2 separate regions of the Homo sapiens genome follow, and region 1 is linked to region 2. The links are chromatin contacts, found by Hi-C in ENCODE. All regions are on one chromosome and are shown on one strand. Each heading gives the region's core, a stretch centred on a gene start or an enhancer-like site at or near the end of the contact. The rest is flanking DNA. Distances are from core to core; before and after follow the strand shown.

Region 1 (5,561 bases), core at 1,420-3,919, 770 kb before region 2:
CACTGCCGTAATCAGATCGCTATTATCCCTCACTTGGATTACAGCGTGCTAATTGACCTCTCAGACCCATTCTTAGAACCATTAAAAACTTGAGTTCTGAGTTTTAGGCCTGGCTGTGCCACTTATTAGCTGCATGATCTTGGTCAGACTGCTTAATCGCTTTAGGACTCAGTTTCCTCATCTGTAATACAGAGGTAAGAATAGTACCTACTTCATAAAGTAGTTGTAAGACACGTATGAGGTGATGTAGTCAAAACTATTAGCATATTGGCTGACTCATAGTAAATGATCAAGAAATGTTAGTTATGATCATGATCATCATTGCAGGGTTATTCACCGCACAGCCTCTGTTATTTCTCCATTTTCTTTTCTGATTGCTTTCAGTCTTTCAGCTTTTCTGAACCTCTTCCTGTTGCTCCAGTGTTGAATGCTATCTTTTGCTTCCAGGCCTTCCCTCTGCTCCATTTTCCTGGAATTCTCTTCTCCCTTGCCCCTTGCCCTCATTCATTCTAAGTTTATCCTTAACTTTCTCTTGATTTGGTGTCATTTATCTGTGCTCCAATAACACTCTTTAACTTCCTTTATTGAGGCTCTTATCTCACTACTGGAGTTGCCTACTTATTCGATGGTCTCTCAAGTAAGTCCTGACGTCAGGGACCAGTTTACCTTGTTTACTAATAGGGTGCCTGACTTGATGAATGAGTGAATGAATGGGTGATGAATGGGCCATAGCACCATCCTAGGTTTTCTGATCTCCTGTCTGGTATACTCCTGGTGAGAGCCTTGCCTGGCCACAGGAGTGGGGAAAGCTGAAGGCAGGCTTTCCCTGTGCCATATCAGCCATTAGCAATTACTACATTATTGGTTTCCCAGATTTTAGCTGATCAGTGATTCCCAGGACTATTCCTCTGGACATGAACATGAGGCTACCTTTTCCCTTTTTTTTTTTTTTTTTTTTTTTTTTTTTTTTTGAAACAGAGTCTCGCTCGGTCGCCCAGGCTGGAGTGCAGTGGCGCCATCTCGGCTCATTGCAACCTCCACCTCTCGGGTTCAAGCGATTCTCCTGCCCTCAGCCTCCTAAGTAGCTGAGACTACAGGCGCGTGCCACGACGCCCTGCTAATTTTTTGTATTTTTAGTAGAGACGGGGTTTCACCGTGTTAGCCAGGATGGTCTCGATCTCCTGACTTCGTGATCTGCCGGCCTCGGGCTCCCAAAGTGCTGGGATTACAGGCGTGAGCCACCTAACCCGGCCTTTTTCTCTCTTAACCTCACCAACAGTCTGATGGCCCTTCTCTCACACGGGAAGAGCTCTTGAAGTTATCAACCTGTTAGGACATTTGTTATCTCTAAACCCGAGTTTACTGTGTTATGTTTGCCTGGAAATGTTATATCAAATGTATGAAATTGCCAACTGTTTGTAATTTCATATGGTTCATCCTATATGTGATTTTGTAAATTGGACCCACCTGAGAAGCTAACTGCTGTAATGCCAACTGTGAGTAGCTACAGACTGGAAAGGTGATGGAGTTGACCGGGTGGGCCTGCGACAGCTGGAATTTGCGGTGGAGGTAGACACAAGTCAGCGAGACGGCTTAGAAGGCAGAAGGGAAGCTGAACTAAGGCTTCTCAACATTTTACTCTGCTTAGAAGTGGAAACATTTGGTTCAAAGGGCCTTTGCCTTAGACTCCATAGGGACAGGCCCAAGGGCTGCTGTTCACACCTCCTGGCCACTGAGAGGGATGAACTTGGCTGCCTCTGAGTGGGAACCACGAGGTCTGACCCCCTACGCAGTCCCAGGTTCACTACCCCGCAGGCCGGAGCGACACCGTTGGCGCTGGGAGAAGAGAGCCGCTGGGTGGCAGCAAAGGCGCGCAGGTTTCTTCCGACAGAGGCGGTTCCTTAACATACTGTAGTTTTCTTCTTTTTAAACTCATTGCTCTAACACTCTTAGAAATTTACAGTGGTTTTATATTCTTGAATTACACAGTGTGAGCAGAGACTCCGTTTGCCATTTCCTCCCGGAATTACATTGATTTTTTTCCTGCGAAATTTTTTACTTATTTTTCTCCCATGTTATTTCCAGGAATCCTGGGCATTCCCTTGCCCCGGAAACGCCGTGTCCAGGCCGACCTAAGCCAGGAGCCGCAGGGGCGGGAAGCCGGGGGCAGGGCCGGGCCTGGGACGCCGCCTCAGGAGCCGCGCGGACTCGGGAACCTCGGGCGGGGCCGGCGTGAGTACGCCCGGCACCTCCGGCTGCTACGGTGGCGACCGCGAACTGATGCCGTGGAAAACACCCTTAGAACATGGCTTTTTGGGGAGGTGAATAGGGGAGAGTCCCCAAACGACACCTCGCCGCGCACCGGTCCTTGGTGCAGTTTGTAAATGTCCCTCCTGTGTCCCAAAACGAAAACACTCCTATATTTTGTAGCGCCTTCCAGAATGGGGCAGCGGAAACTAGTGTTGGGACAAAGGAGGCGAGCGGGGCCTTTTCGGGGCTCACAGAGGACCCCTCGGAGGCGCGGCCGCCGGGGAGAGCGCGACAGCACCCCGCCCCCCGCCAGCCGGGCGGGGGCCGCTCCCGAGGTGACAGGAGAAGGCGGGAGGTGGAGGAGAGAAGGTCCCGCCCCACCTCGCTCTCCTTTACGGGAAGTGATGTGGGGCCAGGCGGAAAATACCCGCCAACGACCCAAAAAAGGCCGGCGGCGGGTGGACGCGGCGCGCGAGGACCCGAGCCAGGCGGGGACAGGACGGCGGGGCGAGCCAGGTGAGGGGGCCTGAGGAGCGGGAGGCGCGCGGCGGGTCCGGTCCCTCCGGGAGGGCCGAGCGAGGCGTCCCCCTGGGGCCGTCCTAGGGCTGGGGTCCGAGTGCGCCGCCCTTCCTCCCCGCCTCCAGGCGCCCGAGCCCGCCTGAAGAGTGGCTTCTCTCCCAGGCCCTCAGCGCAGACCCCAGTGATGACAACTGCCTGGTGCTGGCCAGGTGCGGTCCCAGGTCCGGCCAGGGTCTCAGATCGCCTCCGGGTTGCATCCAGGTGGGAGGATGCCCATCAGGGGTAGGAAACTTTCCAGGAGGGAAAGGAGGAAAGTCCCCGACCTCCCGCACGCCCCCCGGTTCATTCCTCCCTCTTTTGCTTTCAGTTTAACTGTTTAACCTGGTTGCCCTCCGGTTGGTGAGGGTCTGGACTGCAGACTAGCTGCGAGGGAGGGGCTCTCTCTTCTCCTGTCAGTTAGACTGAAAACTACCTGGCAGCCAGGCCCTCCGGTCGGGACTGGTGGTGGTGCAGATATGATGACAGGCTTTGGTAACTATTGCCAAAGCCTGTCTCTGTCCCAATAGATCACCAGTTCAGCAAAGTCAGGCCTGAAGCGAAGGGAGTCTTGTGAGCCCTGGACTGAGGAGCCTTCCCAGCCTTTCCGCTCCTGCTGGCCACCTGGGCCCACATGGCCTCAGGGTCTTCTGCCACAGGGTCCTTACCCCTACAGCTTAACAGCTGTTCTTTCCTTCTGGATGGATTCTCACATTTTATGGTTGGTTGATCAGTCAGATGTTGGAATTGGGGGTAGAGGGATTATAGAGTTGTGTGTGCTATTTAAGTTTTCTGTAATCATTGCTAATTAAATTTGTTGATTCTCCACTCACTGTTCTTGTTCTTTTTTTTTTTTCGGCCTTAAAAACTTGCTTTAGAGGGAAAATACAATCTGGAAAACAGTTTCTGCAGATGGTTAGAAGTGAAGAAAGGTTAATATAATGCTGAAGGAACTTGACTGAGGATCATTATTTTCTGTATTTTATGTTGGTTTATGTTGTTTTATGTTTTCATTCCTACTTTTTTCTTCCTTCCTTTCTACCATTCTCTCTTCCTCCCTCCCTCCCTTTTTTCTTCCTTCCTTAATTTCTGTGACGTGCCTTGATTTTTAATTTCGTTGAAGTATATTTAATCTATTTTTCCTTTTTTTTCTTTTGAGACAGAGTCTCACTCTGTCGCCCAGGTAGGAATGCGGTGGCATGATCTTGGCTCACAGCAACCTCCGCTTCCTGGGTTGAAGTGATTCTTTTGCTTCAGACTCCAGAGTAGCTGGAATTACAGGTGTGTGCTACCATGCTTGGCTAATTTTTGTATTTTTAGTAGAGGCGGGGTTTTGCTATGTTGGCCAGGCTGGTCTTGAACTCCTGACCTCAAGTGATCAACCTGCGTCAGCCTCCCAAAGTGCTGGGATTATAGGCTTGAGCCACTGCACCGAGCCTATTTTTCCTTTTGTTGTTTGTGCTTTTGATGTCAAAGTTAAGAAAACATTGTCAAATTCAAGATCATGAAGATTTATACTTATGTTTTCTTCTAAAAGTTTTATAGTTTTTAGCTCTTACATTTCATTCTTTGACCCATTTTAAGTTAATTTTTAAATATGGTGTGAGGCAGGGGGTCTGACTTCAACTTTTTGCATGTGGATATCCAGTTCTTTCAGCACCATTTGTTTAAAAGACTGTTCCTCTTTGAATAGTTTTGGCACCTCTGTTGAGATAAATTGACCATGAATGTAAAGGTTTATTTCTGGACTGTCAGTTCTATTCCATTGATCTGTATGTCTGTCCTCAGGCTAGTATCATACTACCTTGATTATTGTAGCTACATAGTGTTTTGAAATCAGGATATGTGAGTCCTCCAACCTTGTTCTTTTTCAAGATTGTTTTGACTATCCAGTCCCTTGAATTTCCATATGAATTTTTTTTTTTTTTCGAGATGGAGTTTTGCTCTTATTTACCAGGCTGGAGTGCAATGGCACGATCTCAGCTCACTGCAACCTCCGCCTCCCTGGTTCAAGTGATTCTCCTGCCTCATCCTCCTGAGTAGCTGGGATTACGGGCATGTGCCACCATGCCTGGCTAATTTTATATTTTTAGTAGAGACAGGGTTTCTCCATGTTGGTCAGGCTGGTCTCGGACTCCCGATCTCAGGTGATCTGTCTGCCTCAGCCTCCCAAAGTGCTGTGATCATAGGCATGAGCCACCATGCCTGGCCTTCCACATGAAATTTAAAGTCAGCTTCTCAATTTCTATTGTTTTGGTTCTAAAATAGATGTAAGGGTTTTAAAGTGAGCAACAATCTCTAGGAGCCAGATTTTTGAGTTTTCTCTCCCAAAGCTGCTTTTCCCCTAGTCTTCTCCATCTTAGTGAATGGCAACTTCACTCTTCCAGATGCTCACACCAAACACCCTGAAATCACTCTTGATTCTTTCTCTTATACCCCACATTAAATTCCTCAGCAGGCCGGGTGCGGTGGCTCACGCCTGTAATCGCAGCACTTTGGGAGGCCGAGACAGGTGGATCACGTGAGGTCAGGAGTTCAAGACCAGGCTGGCCAACATGGTGAAGCCCTGTATCTACTAAAAATACAAAAATTAGCGGGGCGTGGTGGTGGGTGCCTGTAATCACAGCTACTCAGGAGGCTGAGGCAGGAGAATCGCTTGAACCCAGGAGGCGGAGGTTGCAGTGAGCTAAGATCGTGCCATTGCACTCCAGCCTGGGCGACAGAGTGTGAGTCCGTCTCAAAAAAAAAAAAAAAAA
Region 2 (5,313 bases), core at 827-3,326:
ATGCCACTGACGTGTTTCCATATGGTCACCAATGATTTCTTAATTTCAAGGACCTTATTTATCTTAGCCTTCATTCATACTGTTGTTTGCTCTGTTTCCCAAGGTCCTTCCCTGCTTCTCTAACTGCCTGTGATTTGTCTGTCTTCTGTTAACTTTCCTCCTCTGTATATCCCTGAAATATTAGTGTCCTTCAATTCTCCTTTTTCAGTCTTCTTTTCTTTTTACTCTGTACTCCCCTTGAGCAATTAAATTCATGCCCATGGCTTCAATTATCACCCATATGCTAAGGGCCCCAAATCTATTATCAACATTCTTAACAGCATGCCTGAGAATCATGTCTATATTTCCAAGTACCTAGTAAACTTCCACTTTGATGGCTCATACATGCTTCAGCTGTAGCATATCAAAGCACAACTTATTACTATTCTTAATTTATTTATCTTCTTATTTCCTCTGATTTGGTTAATGGCCTACAATTGTTTAAGGCAGAAATGTGAAAGTCATCTTTGACTTCTGTTTTCTTCCCTCCATATTTACTTCCATACCAAATATGATTGGTGATATCTCTGAAATGTTTTATCCACCTGCCTTTTCCTCTTCACTTCCAGATTCTGAATTTTTCTCCTCTAGCCTACTGTAATCATCTACACATTGTGTTCCTATTTCCTGTTTCCCCCCTTCATCCTCCTAACTGGTGTAATAAACCCAAATATGATCATGACACTGGCGTATCATCCTTCAAGCTGGCTTTCCACCAGGGAATTGCTTCAAGCAACTTCTCACAATCTTATCTGGGCTCTTGCTTTTTTTATGTTTTCTTTTTAAAACATCATTTTCCTTCAAATCTTCCACTTGACCGGAATCTTTTCATCTTATAGGGTCTACTTCAACTTAAAATATATGACTGAGAATTCAGCAAAAATTCCCTAGTGAATCTAGAAGTAGGGTACTTTCCTGGAAATGCCCTAAATCACTTCATAAGCCTGTGGTGTCAGCATGAATACTGTGGTTTGTTGTCAGAAGTAAAAGAATACACGGTCCTCTCTACCGGAAACAAATGTGCCCAGCTCTAACCATACTACCCTGTTTTTTGTTTCGTTTTAAAATGCCTCTTAAGGAGAAACTCCAAGAACTTACACGACAATTTTCAGACAGACTATGGCATTTTCTTTATCCTATTCAGATTTGCATGAATGTTATGCTAGAGGTATCAGTTGTATAAATTCATGTTTCTAACTTCTGGGTTTCAAAAAGTTGAACATCAATAGCTGTCTCCCATCCTAATTAAAGAGAGTATGCAGTAAATCCAACTGTCACTGTGCTTCAAATCAACAAAATGCCTTTGAGATATGTTAAATGAGGTTCTTCAGTCTAGACAACTGAAGGAAAAAAAAAGATTGCCTTACCTTTTATAATTCACTCAATATAGTTTTGAGTTAGTGAATATAAGGAATTTTGGCTTTTTCTGTTTCTATGAACTGTTTTTCTTTAAATTACACCTTCAGGCTTTATATGAGTGATGTGACATTCTTTTCTCTTATACATTTTTTCCCTTCTCACCTGCAACACATACACTATTCCTCTACTTCATGGATTGCTAACATGCGGATTGTCCTTATAATGACAGAAATTTAGAAAAAAAAAGAATTTCTGAAATCACATAGTTCAACTTCCTCGTTGTTTCCAAATGGGTAAAACCAAAGCACAGATAATGTGTTATGCTTTTGGAGCCACATGGGGACTGAAGAGCTGCATTCTTAGAAGCTATTTCCTCTGAAGAAATTCTCTTCTGAGAATGTTCATTAAAAAAACAGGAATCCCCGTTTTATAACAATGGGAAAGGAATTTAGGGCTTACATGTTGCATCTATTGGCTAATTGTGAAAATGGACTGGGTAGGGATAAGTTAGGAATAGAATCAACGAGACACTTTATGTTCAGAATTTTGTTCTGCCCTTTTCCCCTGACCTACTCTGTCTGACCCATTTGGCTGTTTCTTCACATTCCTGCATGTGTTATAAACCACTGCTCAGCGATGTGAATATAGTCCACCCAGTCAACTGAATTCAGGACCTGTTGACCATCAAGTGCTGGGGACAGAGTGTTCTCTGTGAGCCATTATCTCAGGGTGTCTGAGGACTATTCTGCTTAGTAGGGCAAACAAGAGAACTGACTGGGTTAAAGAAGTTAAATTTTACCAGTAATGGCATTGGTTTATGGTTTGTTAAAGCAGGCATGAGCAACTGAAGGTGATCACAACAAGATAATGAAATAGATTTATTATAGAAGATGGCAGTTAAAGTGAAGCCGTCTCCCTCTCCTTCCTTGCTGGGGCATGTGTCCTTTCTCCTTAAGTTTTCTTAAGGTTCAGAGAGAGGTGAGTTTAAAAAGAGACTTGGCAGTATATGAGTAACCCTGTGAGCTCTCTTAAATGCTCTGGGAAATGAGGTTAACAAGCGTCACCTGCCTGGGTCTGTATTTCATTTTGACATGGCTCGCCAACCAAAAAACCTTTCAACCTCCTCAGCAGCACCTTTTCTTAATTTCACAAGCTTAGCAGTTAGCTAAACTTTATGTGGTAGTAGTGCTAAATTATTAAACATATTTATTAAATCACTTTAATATAATTTGCTTTATTGGCCCTTATTATTCTCTTAATTTTCCATTAAGTTCAATTTATTAAATCTAATTGCAGAGATGATTAGGAGGAGAAAGAAACCAGGCAGTCTGTGCATGTTGCCACAATAAAAGGCCAGCACTTCAAATATTCAATTCTCCTTATTATCTGGGGCTATGAAGCTATAACTGGTTGCTTTTACTGACGTCAGCCAAATTACATTTCCCTTTTTACCTCTATTTATACAACAAGAGGTGAGGTTTGAGTTTATTTCTGAATTGTTGCAGGATAAGTTATAACAATTAAAACTTTCATCTGAAGGATATCTTCACATTTAGGAGTGTCCTTGTTGTTTTTCTCTCACAAACCTTATCTCTTTAATTGCTCTGATTCCCCTAAAAACTTCTAAGTTCTTTGAGGGTGGGGTCTGCATCTTAGTAATTAATGTATCTCCAGTTCCTAGTAAAATTTACAGCTCATAACAAGTGCTCAGCAAATAAATATTTGTTGAATGAATTAGCGAAGGAGTAAATTCTGTCATCATATTCAGTGTGCTCAGACCTTTTTTTCATACAGCAGTCAGCCCCAAGAGGAAGAGGTGCTTACAGTGGTGGAGAAAGACGTGGAACAGCTGGCTTCTGAATATCCTTCAGTAAGTGCTAAAAGGCATCTCTAGTCTAATTATGTTTTACCAAGTTCCTTACACCTTGTAAGCTCCTTGAGACCCCAGGCATTAAAAAATGTTTTTATTTTGTACCCCAATTTCTGCCCACCTGCAGATAAACTACATGTAAGTAGGCAACAATGGATATTCTAACTAAATACGAAGAACTTTTCAAATTGGTTTAGAAAACAGTTTTAGAACTGAAAGATATAATGTGACAATTTGAAATTGTCTATTTTACTATCTAATATATACTTTATAATTTATTCTATATTTTGTAATTCCTGAAAATATGAGAACAGTAGATTAATTCTTATTAATTTATTAACTAGTAACTTATATTTCTATATTAAGAAGAAAAGGTGAGACAGATTAGAAACCTGAATGTAAAATTTGGCCTCTGTTAACTATAACACCATTTTTTATAAGATTACATATAAAATTCAAGCATAAAGGCCAGAATCTTAAAAAACTGCAAGAATTTTGTATATGATTGCAAATCGACTACCTTTATTTTGGGACTATCCTATTCTTTAATACAAATACTTGCCTGCACTCTTGCATGCTGTTCCAATTTCCATACAAACACCTTGAATCTCAGGTGTTCTTAAGATTCAAAACACAGAAAGTAGGCTGGTCAGGACTGGTGTACAAATAAGAAAAACGGGTATTCTGTGTTATTTTCTAATTATCTGATACTTTTTTTTTTTTTGAGACAGCATCTCACTCCGTTTTCCAGGCTGGAGTGCCGTGGTGCGATCTCTGCTCACTGCAACCTCCGCCTCTAGGGTTCAAGTGATTCTCCCGCTTCAGCCTCCTGAGTAGCTGGGATTACAGGCGCCCACCACCATGCCTGGCTAATTTTTGGTATTTTTAGTAGAAACAGGATTTTGCCATGTTAGGCTGATCTCGAACTCTTGACCTCAGGTGATCCACCCACTTTGGCCTCCCAAAGTGCTGGGATTACAGGAACGAGCTACCACACCTGGCCTGATTCTTTTTCAGAAAGCATATAGCAGTAATTCTCAATGCATGGTCCCCAGACCAGTAGCATCAGCGTCACCCAGAGATTCGTTAGAAATGCAAATCACCTGGCCCTGCCCCAAACGTACTGAATCAAATACACTGGGGGTAGAGTTCAGTGATGTGTGTTTTTCATAAACTCATCAGGTAGTTCTGATGCGTGCTGAAGTTCAAGAAGAACTACTGGCATGGAGTATTATTTCCTTTGAAGCTCTGATCTTTCATCTCCTGTTGCCTCAGCACGTTTAAAGTTGAGAGGCTAGTGGCAAGTGAAAAATGATGAAGATTAATGTTTTTCCTTCCTGGTCTAGGGTTGCTTAGCTAATGACTTAGTCCATGTGGCTAATAGGTATTACAATGAATTTCAATGAGCTACATACACACACTTTTGGGCAGTCAGATGCAATTTCTAGTTGACACATCAAATTTGTCATTAAAAATTAAAAGCGACATAGATATACATCTCTGAAATAAAAGGATAATTTAGTTGACCATTACAATATCCATATTTTTAAAATGATGGGGTTATGGTCCAGATTCCTTGGCTCTATTCTGCCTGGACTTATGTGAAGTTACTCTCATGGGAAATTTTACCACCATGGTATGACACAGAAGAGTCAATCCTTTTTTGAGTCATAACAATACAAATAGCATTATCATTATACCTAATGGAGCTGCCTGTGGTCAACAGATGAAAATAATTTAGCTGAACAAACGAACCCTCCTTTTTCCCTGAATGTCTTAATAACAGCTAACTACAATTTGAAGTAACATCAACAGTTAGTGGGCTTATGGATAACTATGGATTCTACCATTTAAAACGATTGCACCAATAAAATATTGTGAAGGATTAATGCACCTTCTAAATCAATGATCATAACACAAGTTCTTTAGAGTTTCAAAATGCATATCTTATAACTTCCTGAAAAGAAATTAAATTTTGGATTTTTTCATATACCTGTATATATTAGATTACAAATTAATGATAAGTCCTTTTCATGGGCTGCAGC

Evidence for each region. A loop is a pair of places that touch in the nucleus more often than their neighbours do. Pooled maps may share reads with other maps.
Region 1: a map of GM12878 shows a loop between it and region 2 (4-fold over the local background). The contact joins the promoter of RAB27A here to the enhancer-like site in region 2. A Hi-C loop is called at or near these places in 1 of 168 maps with a recorded cell type or tissue (GM12878), 3 of 37 single-sample maps with no recorded cell type and 4 of 50 pooled maps.

The regions. Positions count from the first base shown.
Region 1 is chr15:55,286,921-55,292,481 of GRCh38, reverse strand. It overlaps RAB27A (RAB27A, member RAS oncogene family), which reads left to right and starts at 2,669. Exons shown (of 7, transcript NM_183235.3): 1 at 2,669-2,766. RefSeq lists an enhancer at 2,202-2,351 and a silencer at 2,452-2,981.
Region 2 is chr15:54,515,479-54,520,791 of GRCh38, reverse strand. All of the region lies in intron 24 of UNC13C (unc-13 homolog C), which reads right to left. Among named protein-coding and RNA genes, the nearest start is that of UNC13C, 540 kb to the right of the region's middle. Within about 2 kb of position 2,076, at least 2 of the 41 ENCODE cell types and tissues checked have a DNase peak (open chromatin) inside an H3K27ac peak, as active enhancers do; they include GM12878, where a contact is called at or near this core.